Regions from separate parts of the Homo sapiens genome. Here region 2 is linked to region 1. Evidence: chromatin loops called from intact Hi-C (ENCODE). Cell type or tissue: heart right ventricle. All regions are shown on one strand. Links, peaks and the distances in the headings refer to the core of each region. The heading gives the core; the rest is flanking DNA.

Evidence for each region. Hi-C counts contacts between places; a loop is a spot of excess contacts. Peaks named below come from ENCODE experiments on the same cell type or tissue, not always from the same donor. Only the 100,000 strongest peaks of a DNase experiment are listed, where the experiment ranks them.
Region 2: a loop joins it to region 1, with 2.0 times the contacts of the local background. A loop is called at or near these places in 1 of 110 quality-filtered maps.

What each region holds. Positions count from the first base shown.
Region 1 is chr1:81,971,641-81,979,640 of GRCh38, forward strand. ADGRL2 (adhesion G protein-coupled receptor L2) reads left to right here. Exons shown (of 24, transcript NM_001366006.2): 17 at 212-278. Among named protein-coding and RNA genes, the nearest start is that of ADGRL2, 170 kb to the left of the region's middle. In heart right ventricle, for the core only: no CTCF peak of the experiment used is centred there; no DNase peak of the experiment used is centred there.
Region 2 is chr1:81,829,205-81,839,320 of GRCh38, forward strand. ADGRL2 (adhesion G protein-coupled receptor L2) reads left to right here. Exons shown (of 24, transcript NM_001366006.2): 2 at 7,681-7,853. The coding sequence starts at 7,781. Among named protein-coding and RNA genes, the nearest start is that of ADGRL2, 33 kb to the left of the region's middle. In heart right ventricle, for the core only: no CTCF peak of the experiment used is centred there; a DNase peak (open chromatin) is centred at 5,953; H3K4me3 peaks cover 839 bases; H3K27ac peaks cover 2,031 bases.

The DNA of each region.
Region 1 (8,000 bases), core at 1-8,000:
TATAAAACCAGCAGTTTGAAGTAAATAAATTATTTTCCTTTGTTAAGTCAAAGCCAACTCAGAATTATTAGAGGTCTTGCACATGATAAATGAATCTTCAAAGGCAAATGTAAAGATAGTTTTGTCTGTTAGGTTTTTAAAATCCTATTTTCCTTGTGATGTTGAGGTTCCATAGAAACTACTAATGCATATTCTTCTCTTTTCATAATAGTTGCTGGCTTCATGTTGATAACTACTTTATATGGAGCTTCATTGGACCTGTTACCTTCATTATTCTGGTAAGCAGGTTCTGTTTTCCCTTGCTTTTTAGCTTGCTGCTTTAGCAGTGCTATTCAAACAAGGATAATTTGTTTTATTGTTTGTTTATCTATCTATACAAAGATTTATAAATATGCCTGTCTCACAGGATAATAGTATATTTTAAATATTTTTTATAAACTTGCTAATTAATATTTCTGAAAATCTTTACTCTAAAAAGTACTTTTTCTCATTTCTAATTTAATAAGCTGACATATCACATCATAATCTAAAAAACATGCTTACATATAGGCCATGTTATAAATTAAATGAATATGTCAGAAAAGTGAAAGAATATTACCTTAATTTTTATTATCTTAGTTTCCACATAGTAATTTAATGAATTACTATGTAATTCTAATGAATTAATTTTAAGTGAATTTTAAATGAATATCCACATCCTCAATGCTTTTTAGTATATAAAAAGTTGTTTAAGCTTGCATTAACGAATGACTATTAAATCAACTTAAAATTTATTAGAAATAAAATTACTTCTATAAGACTGAAGATACCAAATGAATATACTAGTTTAAGAAATGCTATTTTTAAATGAATTTGATGCAAGTCAAGGATAACGACATTAAGATATTTTTAAACATCTTATATTACCCTTAGTCACATTTGAGATATAGTTGAAATAAAGGAGTGTAGCTACAGTATCTAGACTTTGGTATTTAAAACTTTCACTCAGGCCTGGACATGGTGGCTCACACCTATAATCCCAGTATTTTGGGAGGCTGAGGCAGGAGGATCACTTGAGGCAAGGAGTTAGAGGCTAGCCTGGACTTCATAGCAAGACCTCCCCTCTACAATAATATTTTTAAATTAGTTCGGTGTTGAGGCACATTCCTGTAGTCCCAGATACTCAGGAGGCAGAGGCAGAAGGATCTCTTGTGCCCAGGAGCACAAGGCTGCGGTGAGCTATGATTGCACCACTGCACCCCAGCCTGGGCAACAGAGCGAGACCCTGTCTTAAAAAAAAAAAAAAAACTTGCTCAGTTGTAGCACTATGGTGAGAAATGGTGTTATTAACTCTGAAAAGGAAACATAAATACTTCCTATTTTAAGAAGTTTTTCTTACTTTTTTTTCAAAAACGTAACACAAATGAGCTCGTTTGGATCTTTTCATGGTTAAGCAGTGTTTCATGAAATTGAGAAAAACTTCTAGTACTTGAAGGAAACTTAAAACCACTTCAAGTGTATATTTGTTTGTCATTAAAATTAATTATTTTACACAATTACTTATACAAAGTGAAATGAAAATTTGAGATGAATGCCTGTATGAATTAAACCAGTAAAACATTCTCAAGTATTCCTGGGAAAACTGATTTCTCATCAGAATTATTAAATCTGATGATTGCCCAAGTTTTTGTTCTTGGTGTTCATATGTTAACACAGCCTAAGCCTGTCTAGAGTTCAATGGCTGACATGAAGAGGCATGATCCTTGAAGACATAACCTTCCATTTTCCTCTAAGACCTTCGTCAAACACATAAGTTGCAAAAATGTAAAGACTGCTTTAGGGATATTTGGCCAATGAGGCTATCATGTGTTTACTCCTTTTATACTGTAGTTTTATTTATTTGATATCTGTGAAGATAAGTACTGACTTTAGATCATTAAAAAACATTTCAATTAGCAAAAGAAGTTAATTTTCAACATACTCAGCTTTTAGTAAGAAAAAAGGGTAAAGGACATTTTATTATGTTGTTCATTTATAGTAGAGCACACTATTACTTTATAAGTCTTGTCATTATTGTCCTCTACCAAATCCTTCAGGTTGAGATGTGAATGGCTTTTTCAACAGCATTCTCAAACACAAACCCCAGTAGGTAGCAATCCCAGTACAGATCTTGTTGGAATTCTCCTGCGATTGCTTTGCTTTCTAATTTTCCCAACAGAGAGAAATTAAGAGTGGTATAGGAGTACAAAACAGCGTCTTGCAAAAGAATATCTAACTTAAATTGAGATATGATATGATGATACAGTGTGTGTGGGGAAAAAATATATATATATATCTTCCCTCTGGTGATGATAAGACATGTAAACTCAATTCAGGCACAAATCTTAATAATATAGATTGTATTGTATACTATCCTTTTAAGGAATATTCCCATAACAACAATTACCTATTGCTATTCCTAGGAAAGTATAGCTTTGCATTTTCAGTTTTTCTGAATTGAAACTGTTTCACTTAGTTGTATTAAATAGGTGTACATTCTAAATAATAATCTATGAAGAAAAATAATATGCTAAGGAAGATAAAACTTCCTACTTCTGCATTTCTATAGGATGTCTTGCCTACAGGCACTAGAGTTATTATATCTATGAGAAAAGTGCTGGTAAGTAATGAGCAGTGGGAAACCATTAGTATGCCTGAAATGGTTTAATGAAAGCTTGGATCATGACACGTCAGGAGCTGTTCTTATCATTTGGACAGCTCCATCTGCATCGTTAATAATTAATTCAGTTCAGTAAGAGTTCAGCTCACACACTCATTTAGAAGTCTTCTTCAGAGAACACCTCTCTGGCTGCTAGTCCCAGGGAGAAATAGGTTTCTGCTTGGCTAACAGCAAAGATCTGGAGATACAAGTATAGCTTTAGAGTTGCATTTGCCAGGTAGCAAAAGCTCCAGGGAGGACAAAAAGGGTCAGAACGTGCACAGTTCAGCTAGGTTACTTCAGAGTGATGTTTCTGTTCTTCTGTCTTATCATATCCATGTCAGCACTGCAAGCTGTGGAATGAATTTTAAGCTGCTAAGCTCAGACGGATGTGATTCAATTGAGCAGGTTGATGACCATAAAACAAACTGTGCACTCCTATAATCTGTGGTACCTTTTTCTTTCTTAAAATTTCTTTGTATTTTTATGTTCATCAATATGGGTGATGTTTAGCTGTGTCATATCATTAAGCAGTTTGAATTTTATCAGCAAATTATATTGGTGGGTTATTATAAATAATAATTTATGAAATTATTGTTTGGGGATAGGTAAAAGAATGATCTTTGTCAGTGGGAGAGAAAAAAAAATGTCCCAGTTTGATGACTTACTCTTTTTGGCTGAATAAGGATTTTTTTTTTCTTGATTTGTTCTCACTCAACAGACTTATCTTAAAAGATAGCCATCTATTTACCTGTACACACACACCTGCACACAGACACACACACGCCCAGAGCTAAGCTAAAATCTGATTCTTGAATGAGTTGTTTCATCCCCAGAATTAATTATTAGCATGGACATTTAGCCTGGTGGGTTGTCATATGTATGTACCACAATCCTAATAGCCTATACTTACTAGTAGTGGCTTCTGTGTGGATAATTGAGTAACTGCATGTACTTACCAAGTTTAGACAAATGTTTGTGTGCGCAGCTGTAACTCCACCTTTTTCCTTTCTCACTGATGCATGCAGCCTTTCAACCTATGCCAAAATATTATGTTTAAACTTCGTAGTATTTACACTGAAAAGAAAAAACAAAGAGCAAGAGGGTCAAAGAGTGGCTGCATTGGAATTCAAGGGAGAAGAGCAGCAATTGGATGGTAGAGACATTGTTCTCTCCCTGCCTCTTTGCCTGCCTTCCATTGAGAAATAGGGGAAATACCATGTTGGATGGTTGTGATTTATTTTGTAAATGCGTATCAAAGGCAGAAAAATAAATTGGGCAAAAGTAAAAGTAAGGAGGAGAAAGAAATCACTTATTATAATTGGTGGGGGCGGGGGAGAAGGGGAAAGCACAGAAGTATATGGATGGAAAGAGCCATTTATGTCATGAGAAAAATGCAAAGAAGAAAGGAACTCAGACTTGCAGCCAGTAGTTTATTTGAAACCTACCTTTTTTGTCTTAAAATGACTACAGATTTTTATCAAAGATGTGTTTATTTGCCCCTCTGCCTCTTGTTCTCATTTCCACGGTTGTATTTTAAGAAAACAAGAAAGAAGTAAGAAAGGGGAAAAAATTTTTGGAATATTTTCCCCTGCAAAATTATAATTATCAGAATGTATTGCCTCCTGAAAAAGATTGCAGCAACAATATTTATTCTATCAAACTAAAATTTAGCATTACATTTTTTTAACATTGGAGAAAATAAGATAACTGTAAAACCACATTTTTAAAAATGTATCTGTGCTTCAGTATATGTTCTATTTAATTCCAGAAGATATTTTATTGTCATATATGTTGGTGGTAACATAAATTGTTGAGCATCAAAGTGATATAAAAATTTTTGTATTTCTCTAATAAGACTAGTAAATAATATGTATTGGTGAAATTTTTTTCTTTAGTTGGGAAAAAGAAAAATCTTATTCAGTATTATTTTGCCATCTTACGATTTATGTCATATGCTTTATTTCATAATTAATTAGTCTTGAAATGATGATATTTTGTCCTCTTCCACATACCATTGCCTCATTATTTGTATGCTTTCAAGTCATGTTTCAGAGGCTAAGTTAGTGTTGGGTTTAACTATAAATTTCTTTACATCTAGATATTAGTGCATTAGCTAAAAGTTTTATTTTCAGTTTCTTCAAGTTGGAGAATTCAGACACTTGTAATTTGAGCGCAAAGATCCCTCAAAGTTATGATTATTTTTCCAATACTTTTAGTTGTCTTTAAAGGAACTCACTTTCAAATCTTTTAAAACATTCCATTTTAAGTATGTTAGAAACAGCTTTAAAAAATTTTGTTCTTACATTTGCACTTGGATTTATGAGCTTATGTGATATTTAGCAATGTAAAAGTATAAATGACATAAACAGGTTTAGAAAAAATACAACTAACTGTTGTTAAGCATGTGACTTGACTAGTGGGAGTAGAAGCGTGGCCAATTGCTGATTGTGGGATGCTAGTGTTTTACAAAGGAAATGGAGAATTAGTTAATTCTGGCAAATCCGTCAGGCAGAAGTCATTTGATGAGCATACCTATTATGTAAATAACATAAATAGGATTTCTTTGAGGCAGTATTTTATATGTTAATTTATTTATCTTCAATTCATTCATCTCTGAGTGATTTTTAAGTTGGATTACTTTTTATAGAAATGGAAACTTTTAAATATAGACTTAGTATATCTTTGTTAGGAGACTTCTAATCTTTTCACCCAGAATAAATTGGTTAATTTTATATGGGAAGTCTGTGGGCTGTAGAGCCCAGACCACAGTATATTGAATCCCAGCCCTGAAATATAGTATCTAAGTAATCTTTGGAAGGACACATCTCAATTATTTGTAAAACGGGTATACAAGTGCTGCCTGCTACCACTGTATATAGGATTGTAGCTGTATTTTTCCTCTGTAATTTTCTTTATTTTCTGAACTTGTATTGTGAATGTATTGTATGTGTAACTAGAAAGATACATTAAACACATGTAATGTCAAAAACCTCAGTTAAGTGAGGGGAGCAAAAGAGGAGAAATGCATTGAACAGTCTGTTTTTAAAGGATTAATTGAGATAAGTTTTCTATGGCATATTCACCTTGGTTAGTATTAACTAGGAAGAATGACTTTATCATACTTAAGTCTTGATTGTATTTTTATATTGGTAGATTTCATTTTAGTATGTCACTTTTATTGGAAAGTTGTCCCTGATTTTTGCCATTGAAAAATATTTCTTCTGAGTTCACTTCTAAGATTTTATCATTTTCTACTCCTCTTCTTTTTGCAATATAATACTTTATATGTTCACATTTTTCCACATTCACATTTTTTAGTTTCCTTATAAATTTTATACATTGTAGTGGATAATGAATAACTTCTTTCTTTCCAGAATGTTTTAGTACTACTAATATTTTGTTCCCAAGGGAATAATTAATATGCTTAGAAAATTATGAACACCAAATTATGGTCCTGTACACTTCAGGAAATTGTTTAAGAAGAGCAAGGAAAAAAAACCCTTATGTTCAGAAGTTTGGGATAAAAGAAAGTAAATTGTTCTTATCAGGCCATTCAAAAACAAAGAGTCAGAAACAAAGGGAGAACAATTTAAAGGATTTTAATTGTGAATCTGCAAAGCAGCCATCTTACCTATTATAGTCAGTTTATTTGTTTACTTGGGTTTTTATTTCTCTGTTTATTTTTAGGATGTTTATAGAGTTCTTGTTTTTAACCATTCTTGAATTTTACTAGTTAAAGCTAGTGTTGCATAAAATTAAAAAAAAAACACACTCTTAATTTTTGCCTTTAAAAAATAATTAGAGGTACACTTTACCATGATTCTTTAAAAGCCTAATCAGATATGTACTATACTACCAAAGGACCTCTAATTTCTCAAAGGCAGAAATTGTGTCTTACCTCATCCACAATACAATAAGCACATCCTTGTACGGAACAAGGTCAATAAATATTTGTTGAATGAAATGTATCATATTGTAACATCTCCGAAAATTCAAGCATTTATTTATATTATGACCAACTAGAATGTTATGGAAAATAAAGCCAGATAATGTTTCTACAATTGTATTTACTTTTTCTCTAGATGTATTTTAAGACATTATTAAATTTTTTTTAAACAAAGCACTGTTTTTGTCCTTAAGTAATTAACATCAAAGGACAGAATGTTACCTGCCAACACTTGTAAAATTTTGCCCATTGACCTCATTTATCCCTTAAGAGGGAATTCTCCATCTAAGAGAAATCATAGGGCACAGTGGACAAAATGACTGGATAGATACACAGCCTACATTAAAGCTTTCCTTAGCTCTGCTCCTAAACTCATCATTAGGAAGGACTTGGAAATTTTTATTTATTGCCCTATATCACTTTTCCTAATTATAAAGTCAGAAGTAGTGAAAGATGAATAAAATAGTGTTACCATTTGATCATGTGATATTGTGACTCAGTAAAAATGATCATGTTACTGTAACACTGTTATGCTGATTATCTGCAACAAGGAATTAAATTCATCCTTACCTATAATAGGTGAAATGGGTCTTTTTCTGAATATACTATTTCTGGTATTCTCTTAAGTAACGTACAGCTCACAAAATGACTTTTTTTTCCTTTTAAAAAGTAATCTAAAAATAAAATGGCAAAAAAAAATTCAGGAACAATGTAGCTTAGTTCTATTTTTGGAGCATAAAAATGGAACTGCCTCCTCTTCTTCCAACATTCTGCCAGGTGTCTGTAGAAACAAATGCAAATTACCAACCTTTGTCTCTCAGTCAAAACACAGCTCCTTTTCCTCTGAGCAAGCTCATGTTGACCTCTTGGAATCCACTCACTTTCCTTCTTGTCAGATTCCATCTTCCTCATTTTGCTTTTGTTTGCACCTAGATTCTTTGCATAGCTGAATGTTTAGAAAGACTCAAAACAGCATTTTGTCAGAATGTATCTACTTCCTTACAATACAGAGACATAGAAAAAAAAGACTGATGATGGCTTTTAACAGTTAAATGGCAAAACATACCTATATAAACTTTATCTTACTTTATATAACAAACGTTTATCATGTTACTTCATTTGATCCCCACAATTGCCTTATGAATAGATTGGACAGATGTTATTATCCTCATTTAATCAGTCAAAATCAAGAGCTAGACTCACAGCCAAGACTTATGGTTTCAAACCCAGCAATTTTGTAGATTACATGATGTACATTATGTAAATGCTCCTTCTAAGGAATTCACTTTAGTGTTTCCATCAGATGGTTTTTAGGCCCTGAAGTACATCTAGCTAAAGAAACTAATTTAGGTTTTCTAATTTATTTAATCATTA
Region 2 (10,116 bases), core at 2,117-10,116, 140 kb before region 1:
TAATATTCTTAGAGGAATCAGCTACACCAAACACAGAGTTTCAGGCTGACATGGGAAGCCAAAGAATCTATTCTGTTCATTCACTTAGACTCTAGCTTTATCTTTAGTACTATTAATTAAGTTAATTATTTAGAAATAATTGGTATATTCCTTTTCTGTACAACTCAAGAAAATCCTTTTGTTTTGAGTTTTACTTGTAGACACAGATATAAATGGTATGGAACATTTGGCATAATCGGGACTAACCCCAGCTAAGGCATAGAAACTTGTTCTTTCTTAAAGAAGTCCCTGATGTTGTTTTGAATTTTCGTTATCTGTAGTTTTCCCAGGAAGGCAGAGTGTGAAATATGTGAGCTAAATGCTTCAGGTTATTATAATATTCCTGTCAATATAATAATCTATAAGTAGATTTCAAAAACAAAGATTTTCTGAAACAGTTGCTTCTTTTTAAGATATGAATTAGAATAATTGCCGAGACATATTTTGATAGAAGAGACAAGTCCTTAGTTAAACATATTGCAGAAGCCCCCAGATGGCTTCCTTAACATTACTTAAGGTAGAATCAGGACCATAAATTTATCATTGGGAAAATTGGAAAATGATTGAATCATAGATTTATAATCTCTTCCTACCCTTATATAGTTGCTGAACTTGAGACCTAGATGCTTGCTACTGCAGTCCTTGTAGGGGCAGGTTGAGCCACGATTCTATAGTGTGCACTTGATCTGGATCTTGACCTCTTCATTAAGATGACTGATTGATCTAGGTACACGTCTCAAGGAAACACAGATCCAGAAACTGCTGTTAGTTACTTCTCTTAGCTTCTCATCACATTTACTACCATTAAGTTTTGGGAGGTTTAGTAATTATTATTTAATGCTTATTTTGGATCTTGGTCATTTTCTTGCATATTTAATTCTCATAAGATTATTAATTTCTTGAAGGTGGCAGCTATATCTTAATCTGTTTTATAATGCCTTTAGAACCTAACACAGGACCAGTTAATACAGAAGGTAAAAAAAATTAATGAATAACACTCGTTTTAGCACTGGATATCCATTAAAAATGTGTAGGAAGTACTCACTGGATATTCATTGACTTGACTGGACATACATGAAAGTATAGTGCTAATGTGATCTACTTTATGTTAAAGGCAAGAAATGTAAGTTTAGATAACACTATATTGACATAGTTTGCAAATGAATTGTATCATTTAATTACAAAGGCAATGTGCTATAGCACTTCACAAAACTTCAGCTTCTTACTGTGTATTCTTTATAGTTAATTTTTCACATATATCTATATTTTATTTTATTTTTTTGAGATGGAGTCTCGCTCTGTCTCCTGGGCTGGAGTGCAGTGGCCTCATCTCTGCTCACTGCAACCTCCACCTTCCGGGTTCAAGCGATTCTCCTGCCTCAGCCTCCTGAGTAGCTGGGATTACAAGTGCCCGCCACCACGCCTGGCAAATTTTTGTATTTTAGTAGAGACGGGGTTTCGCCACATTGGCCAGGCTGGTCTCGAACTCCTGACCTCAGGTGATCCACCCGCCTCTGCCTCCCAAAGTGCTGGGATTACAGGCGTGAGCCACCGCGCCTGGCCAATTTTTCATATTTATTTTTAAGATCATTTGATGTATTTTACTCAGATTACCTCATTACCTCTAAGAAACCTCTGATGGTGATATTGATGATCTAATATATGACAGATCCTGGGTCATTATTATTTCATTTAGTGGTTGTATATATAGACCAAGAGGGAATTTGAATATTGATTCGGGGAATGGCCAGTAACGGTGATTTATGAACAAAGGATCCAGTGCAGTGAGCCAAACATAAGATTGCATCTTATGAGTGAGCCACGTTGAGTTTTTTCTGTTATACTTACCCGAATGATGATTAGTCCATAATCTTGTAGATGTTAATATTAAAACCTTTGTTCCATGACTATTAAAGATACATTGCTAGTTATATTGGAGGAAATATTTATGTATTTATTCTTTGGACTTACTATGAACAACTTCTCTAGTAGTTTGGTTGATAAAATTTATCAGTGTAATTAGTTATATAATTTAGGCACTTTAGTAATATAAATGAGTAAATTAGGATAGCTCAACTGGAAATAGTAAAAATTAAGTTAATATTTAGCTGTTATTACCTAAGGGATGTTTAGCTCATGTAAACATTTTAAAAATCAACTCGCTATTCTTTTGGTGTTTCCTCACTTTTGTATCTCAAGATGATTTTGTTCTGTATTCATTTTTTTATTCTAAAGGAAAAGATAGTAAAATAAGGTTATCTGGTCTACATAATTAGTAACAGTAGTGATTTTAGAACATGGGCTTATTTCTCAGCCCTTCTGCTTGCTTACTTTCCTTGAGTAGGTTAAGTTTTCTGCTTTTAAGATAAAATGGATATATTTCTTAAGGTTGTTGGGAAAATTGCATGGAAGAGTAAGCACACTGTTATCTACCTAGTTTAGCTGTAATTTTTTTGGGAGCCTAACTGTGTGCAAGGCAGTTACAGGTTTTTACTAGGACGAGTTATTTTTAAAGTACAGTGTAATCTCCCTGTGGATGAGAAATTTTGTTTCTTTTTTTCCTCAGTACACAACATATGTAATAGGTGCTCAGTAAATATTTGTTGAAGGAATAATTTGGTGAATAGTGGAAAGAATGGCTTTGTAGATAGCCTTGATTGGGATCTAAGCTCTGCTGCTTATTAGCTGAGTAATTTCAGTTGAGTTATTTTACCTCTCGGAGCCTCAGATTTCTGACCTTTATAATACTGATCTTGCTTTTTTGGTAAGGATTAGTGATATGTATCTTACAGTATTTCAGACAACACAGAAGTTAGCTTTTTCCCAATTTGAGGTAAATAAAAAGTTATTTTTAAATGGCAGTCCTCTCCAATTTTAAGACATTGTATTTCCTCCGAACTTTCTTTTCTTCTTTTTGATATGGAGTCTCACTGTGTCACCCAGGCTGGAGTGCAGCGGCACGATCTCGGCTCACTGCAACCTCCACCTCTCGGGTTCAAGCAATTCTCCTTCCTTAGCCTCCTGTGTAGCTGGGATTACAGGCATGCACCACCATGTCCAGCTAATTTTTTGTGTATTTTTAGTAGAGACGGGGTTTCACCATGTTGGTCAGGCTGGTCTCGAACTCCTGACCTCGTGATCCACCTGCCTTGGCCTCCCAAAGTTCTGGGATTACAGGAGTGAGCCACCTTGCCCGGCCTGAACTTTCTAATAGTCTAGAGTCCTCAGGCAGTTTTTTTGAATTGAATTACAAGTACCATGACTAGAAATATTTCCTGAGTGTCTACTATGTCTGCGAAACGAAGAAATTTTAGTAAAGGGTAAGACCAGTGATGAATATTAAGGGGACTTCTGTATAAATAGTTTAATTAATGTCCTCTAGACTTGATAGCAGTGCCTGCAGAAAGAAAATGAAGAAAGAGGGTGGTGACTAGTGGCTGGCCACGTGGTTTTAAAATCTCTGTGAGCATTGCCAGCCCCAGCCCTATCCATGTGAAGAAAAGAAAATAAACTCAAACCTCAAAGAATGCTGAATGTCTGAAGCTTCTAAGAAAGCCTTTCTGATTAGGGATAGCAAGGGTTTGCTTAGCTGACTTACTGAAGGAAAACTCCCAGGGGTAATGATGTGTTCTCTGATGTTAAGAAGGGGAAATCTAGTCTGTAAAGATTACACATAAAATATTTCTGAAAAGTGAATAACCTGATTGAGGTTCAGCTAAAGTGAAATAAAACTATAATTTATTTTTTCATTTTCTGAGCCTTTGCACAGAAAATGAAAAGGCAGAATTGGGTTAGTGTCATCCTTTTTTGTGTTTGTTTGTTTTGGTAAAATACAGAAAAGCGGCTCTTGTTAGTAAATTCTGTCTCATAATGATTATAATTTTATGATGCAAATAAGATCTGAGACTGATTTTGTAAAGCTAACTTCAGTTTTCATTTAGAGTTGACATGTATTTAGTACATAGAATTTAGGCTTACCTAAAACATTAATGTTTCATTTTACACAGCATTAGTGCATAATAACAAGGATGGGTGACTTTGGTAGTTCTCATGCTTAGCTGGCTCTTTTCTTTTCCTGTTCTCTTCATGTTATAACTGTTTTGGGCTTAATAGCCAGTGTTTGCAGTAGTTCACTGTCCATGAGTAGAAACCAAAAATAAAGCTTTAGATAGAACTCCTTATGGTGGCTTTGCTCCTGGTGGAATATCAACATTAGTTAACCAGTTTTAGAAAATTGTAGTTTAATTTTCTTTTGCCCTTATTAATTTGAAATGTGTTATACTCTCTTTCAGTGATGCTTATTAATAAACATTTTATTTTTTCTACATTTGTTAAATAAGCCTCATCACATAATAAGGCTAGGTGTGATTTCCTGGTAATGTAATGTAAATATGTGACTTAAAATTAGTTAGCGGTGTTGTCCTTTTAAGTAATTTTGCGGACAGTTTTAGGCGCGGGATATTTAATGCAGCTAATAAATGGAAGCAGGTTACTGTCTGAAAGACTGCAGCTGACTGTACATTGCACGTAGTGTATAAAACGTTGAGGGCTGTTGGGATATACACAGCTGAAGCATATTCCTGGAAGTTACTGCTCAGCTTTGGAAGGTTTGATAGTAATGATGCATTAACGGACTTTTTACATGACAGGGTAATAGGATACTTAGATCAAAAAAAATGACAGAGGTTTGGTAGACAATGGTTTGTGGTTTATAGGAACAAGATTAGGATGAAATTGTTTGAATCTTATTTGAAGGATAAGGAAAAAGCAGAGGTGGGAGTAGGTTGTACGTTAGAAGTGGTTTGGATTTTTGAAAGTCATAGTCATTTATAGTTTAAGTAGAAATCTGTTGTATCTTGTTTTACTAAGAAATGAACTATTACGTAGCAAGCATTACCAGGAGCTTCACCATGCACTACACCTCTACCCTCCCAGTTCCTCCCCCACTTCATCCTAAGCTCTTTGATGTTCTTGGAAAAAGGTTTTCTAAAAATCAAAAGAAAGTTATTAATGTGGGAATCATTTGAAGTAATCTTTTCTGTTTGTTGAAAGGAAATTTAATAGACCTTTTCTGGTTTTGTTATTTGTTTTTGTTTTGCTTTGTGAAATGCTGTTATTGAGCTTTTTGCAGTTACAGAATTTGAAGGACAAATGTTAGCTGTTATCTATGCCAGTGGTTTGGCTCCAATATGATTTAGAAGGAATGCCTTCTTGGGATTAGTGTCATGATATTTGATTATTTATTCGTTCTATTCTTAGCTGATTGTGGTTTGTTAGGTATTTCAACTTTCATTAACATTTGTTTAATGGAAGGTTGTTTAAAACTTGGGTCACAGCAGTAAAATCTTTTGATTTAGTTTCCAAATTGCACTTAAAGCTTGAGGTTTTGGAAATAATTTTATTTGATGTAAAAGCGATTGGGCACAGGTTGTAGAATGATAAAAATAAATTTGACTTTTTTTTTTACTTATTCATTACACAGGCAGATTGACTTAAGCTTTATTTTTGTAAAAGAAGCCATGATTTTATACATTCTAGAACCTGTTTCCATTTGTCAGAAACAACCACTTACATGGTCTCATAATTGAATGATATGTATTTTTAAAATTGTGTTTCACATTCTCAAACCTTCAGAATACACTGAATTTTTAGTATATAAAAATTTTCATAAGATATTCTTTCCTGGCCAAAGACCACAATAGAGGTCTTGATTGTGTGGTTTCCTCCTCCTTTTTCCCTTCACGAACAGAGGTTTTCCTATCTTGGCAGCTGTTTCCTACAAAGCAGTCATCAGTCCCTGATTTCTTCCTTCCTCCTCCTTCCCACAAACAAGGGCTCTTTGAATAGTGGATGACTGAAGACAGACTGATCTTGGATCACTTTAAGAAAGTGGAAACGTGTGCAAGAGTTGAGCATGTGGGCAAGCTGCCTGTAGGCACTAGCTCATTCAAATCAAACAATGAAAACTTGGACAGTAAAAATTCTTTGCTTGGAATCTAGAGTGGTCCAAAGGCTGACTTAATTTTACTTGCAGCACTTCATCCACGCGTTTACATTATTCTGATTGCTTGATCAGATCATCGAACAGACTGTAAGAATATAAGAAATTGTTCATTGATGGCCTTTTAAATGTGACAAGCCATGAGATTATCTGACTTTTTAAAATGCTTTATGTAGAATAACTTTCAGGTTTAAGGCAGGCACATTGCTACAGCAGTTGTAAACTGCAGGTTCACTTTTGGTTTTGGTTACCTTTGAATAGTCTATGGGAGCTCAGAGTGAAAAATGTACAGAGCCAGCCAGCTAGTTTTGCAGGGATGCGTGCCATGTGTCTCCATCAGATTAATTTTGGATACATCATTCTTTTTGAGGAAGTTTGCATTTTCCTTTGTTTCTTTGGACAGATAAGCATCTGAGGTGTTCTTAAATGGCATAATACTGATGTTGGTGATGCCTCCCTCTCCCCTGTGTCTTCAGTGCTTTCAGAGAGAGAGCTAAAACTTGGGCCAATTCTGGGTCATAGAGGGATCCTTAGGGAAGCATTTACATCTCTGAAACTGTGGGCCTGAATGATTTCAGATTAATTTCTTACATTATTTTTGTTGTGTTCTTAATAAAGCAAGATAGTACCTTTATAGGTAATAAGTGTTTCAAACCATTTAACATCTGCCTGCTTTTCCAATCAGGTTACATTATAATGAACTGATAGTAGAATGTAGTGTACTGCTAATAGCATCCCGTGTGATAAGCTACATGAAGCATGTAGTAAATGCACAGTAGGTCAGATAATGTGCAAGAACTCAAAAGTTATCAGGAAAATTTTGTTTTCTAAATTTTCTTTATGGTTTAGTGACAGCATCGAAATGATGTAATGAGTTTGTTTTACTGAGTTATGTATGCAACCTCAGAAAGGGAGGGAAGAGTTCCCTCCCTGCTGCACTTTGTAAAACTCTTTAGTTGCAGCAGGTTAAGGATAACTGGAGAAAACTTGGTGTAAGAGTATTATGTAGAATAAAATAATAGGAAACGAACATGAAGAAACTGTAAGATGTTCCTTTAACAGAAAAGTTTGTGATTTCCTTTCCCTCAGAGGCTAAATGAGGAGGCTGGATATATTTGGGAAATGCCTTCATTTTATGTGCATTATAAGGCTAATGTTTGCTGTGATTCCTCACACGACCTCAGAAAGAAGTAAAACACTTGGACAGAACCCAGCAAATGACCTGGTCTCATGTGATCCTAGAAGCCGAGAAATACTAAGTCATACTCCTGAAGTTTTTGTACACTCTGCAGTTTGGAGAACTGGATCCATAGGGGCTATGAATACCTAGCAGTCAGGGAAATAAGTTTGATTTGGTGATTAGGAATGTGGCATTTTCAGAATCCCTTTGTATATGGCATTATTTTGCCATGTACAAATTTTGGCAATTTGACTGTCAAAAAGGCAGTCAACCTTTTTGGGCTTTTGACTGTTTTCAGAATGTAAGATTCAGATATCCAGTGTATAGGAGCAGCTTCCATAGTGGACATAGAATCAAAATATGTTTTATATTCAGGAGAGAGAGAGAGGAACGGAGAGAGAGAATTGTTTTGTTATGTAGAAAGACCATAGAGTAAGTGATGGATTTGTTTGTTTTTCAGATATGAAGATCAATGATGCAGACTGATGGTTTTGATGAAGCTGGGCATTTATAACTAGATTCATTAAGGAATACAAAGAAAATACTTAAAGGGATCAATAATGGTGTCTTCTGGTTGCAGAATGCGAAGTCTGTGGTTTATCATTGTAATCAGCTTCTTACCAAATACAGAAGGTAAGATCCAGTTTACATTTTGTTTTTTAAATCCAGGAGAACTTGAACTATACAATCTTCTTAATATGGAAGTGCCTAGAATATTTGTTTATTATTTTAAAAATAGGTGTTAAAATTATTTCCTGAATATTGAATTGTTTATTAGGTGGTTGAGTTCTTTTGATAACACAGATATGATATAGAAAGTGCTAGATATGTGAATTTATATTTTACGTGCATTTATGAAATATAACCATTCTAAATAATCCCGAGGGAACTAAATGAAAGCTCTGTTTTGGTATACATTTTACATTTATTCACTACATTTATTTTAGTAAAGTGGAAAGTATTTTGTGGAAATTTTCATCTTTAGTTACATTTGCTTAAGTGTGTGCATAATTCTAAAACTCCTAAGTTAAAATATGTAGTCTTTTATGAAAACTTACATTTTAATAATAGTTCATCTTTTTATGTTGTTTATATCTTTAGCTGTATATGTGTGTGTATATGTATATTCTTTGTAATGTTAAATTTGCAGAAATATAACTATTTCTTTGTACTTAAAAATAGATGTGGAATTTTTCTTAAGCACTATTGCATTAAACATTTTTAAAATCTAGGAATAGTAATGAGTGTATTTTTCAAGACAGACCTGATTTTTAAAGAAATAAATATACTTTTGAAGCCTAATGAAATAATTGGAACCATCATTTATTAACTATATAGATTTCTGGAATCCATTGTTTTCTTAGTCTTAAATATTATTTCCACATGAAAACAACACACATGCAGGTGTTTTTTAGAGCAGGCTAGAAGTTAATATGGAGCTAAGATGTATAAATTTTATAGCTAGTTGATAGTGGCAGTTATTGGCACGAAAATGTATTAATCTTGTAAAGTTTGTGAAGGGTATAAAATCTCTGAGAAATGCATATAAATTATAATGGATTTTAAAAAATTCCAATTCTTGAAAAAATGTTTAAGAATTAAAAAATTGATTTTATATGTACTTTTAAGTGATCTCACTTATACCGATTATTAAAATGATAGGTGGAGAAGGGGCATACTGTCAACTAATAGAAGTGTATTATTCCGTTGTCTGTGTAATAAGCTTCAAAATGTTAACGTTTTAATTTTGCTGAAAGAATTTTACTTGAATTGCTTGTTCCAAAGTTATATTTTATCATGTTCTCCTTGTCCCTCCAGTCCCCTACGTTCAGTATATTGATATGATGTAATATAATTTAAATAAATAACAAATTTAGAAATACTTAAAATAAGAGTTTCTGTATTCAGAAAGTAAATAGTGTTCACTTGGATTTAAGTCACACTTGGCAGTTACAATCTTTGGGTTAATATTTTATTTTCAGATGACATTGCTCTTTGCTTTAGAATTGAAGATGCATCATATCTAACATCATATGTAATCTGTGTGAATGAATAATACTATCATAAACAGTGAACAGGAATTGTGTTTAATAATATAAATTTCTGGCTTGGATTGTTGTGAAAATCTTGTGTGTAGTCTGATGATTTTACATCTCGTTTTTGGGGAAGAAAACCTAACTGAATTCCTGCTGTTAGGTTTGAATGTTTTTATACATTTAAAAAAGATTCCAGGTGTGGACCAATGGCTCATTAGTCCACATAATGAAAAAATTTCTAATCAAGTTAGAGATCACTTTGCTTGCACAGTAGCTTAACTCAGTGGGGGGCTAGCAAACAGAGAGTTTTTTCATGAGATACTGCAGCTTTATTTTCAGTGTCATCTATCAGGTCAGGATTCATATCTGCTGTTAGGAGAAATTTCATTTTTGGCTCATCAGGCCAGGGGGTATTGCTTCTGAAGCACTTCCCTCCTACGGGTAAAAAGAACCTGGGACGAACCCATACTGCTAACTGCTAATTGTAAGAGTATACATAGTTAATACACACTGTTAGAACATTGATCTAGTATTGCATGGGTTTGTCTTAGAAAGTCTTACATGACATCATAGTCCTTTATTGCCAGAAAGCAGATAATGCTCTGTGAACATCTATAGAGAAAGCCAATCAACATTAGGTAAGAAGGCATAGGAAGGCAGATATGAATTTAACCTTCAGCTATTGAGTTTCTTTTGGGCCCTTACATGATTGTAACCTTTTAACATCTTACACAGTTTAGTTCTTTTTATACTTCTTTTTATACCAGTTTCTAGGTTCTTGCAGGTAAACTCAGATAAGTTTTCCTGAGTGATTTCTTCCCTTTTTCCTCATTTATTGAGTGATTAAATTGAGCTGCATG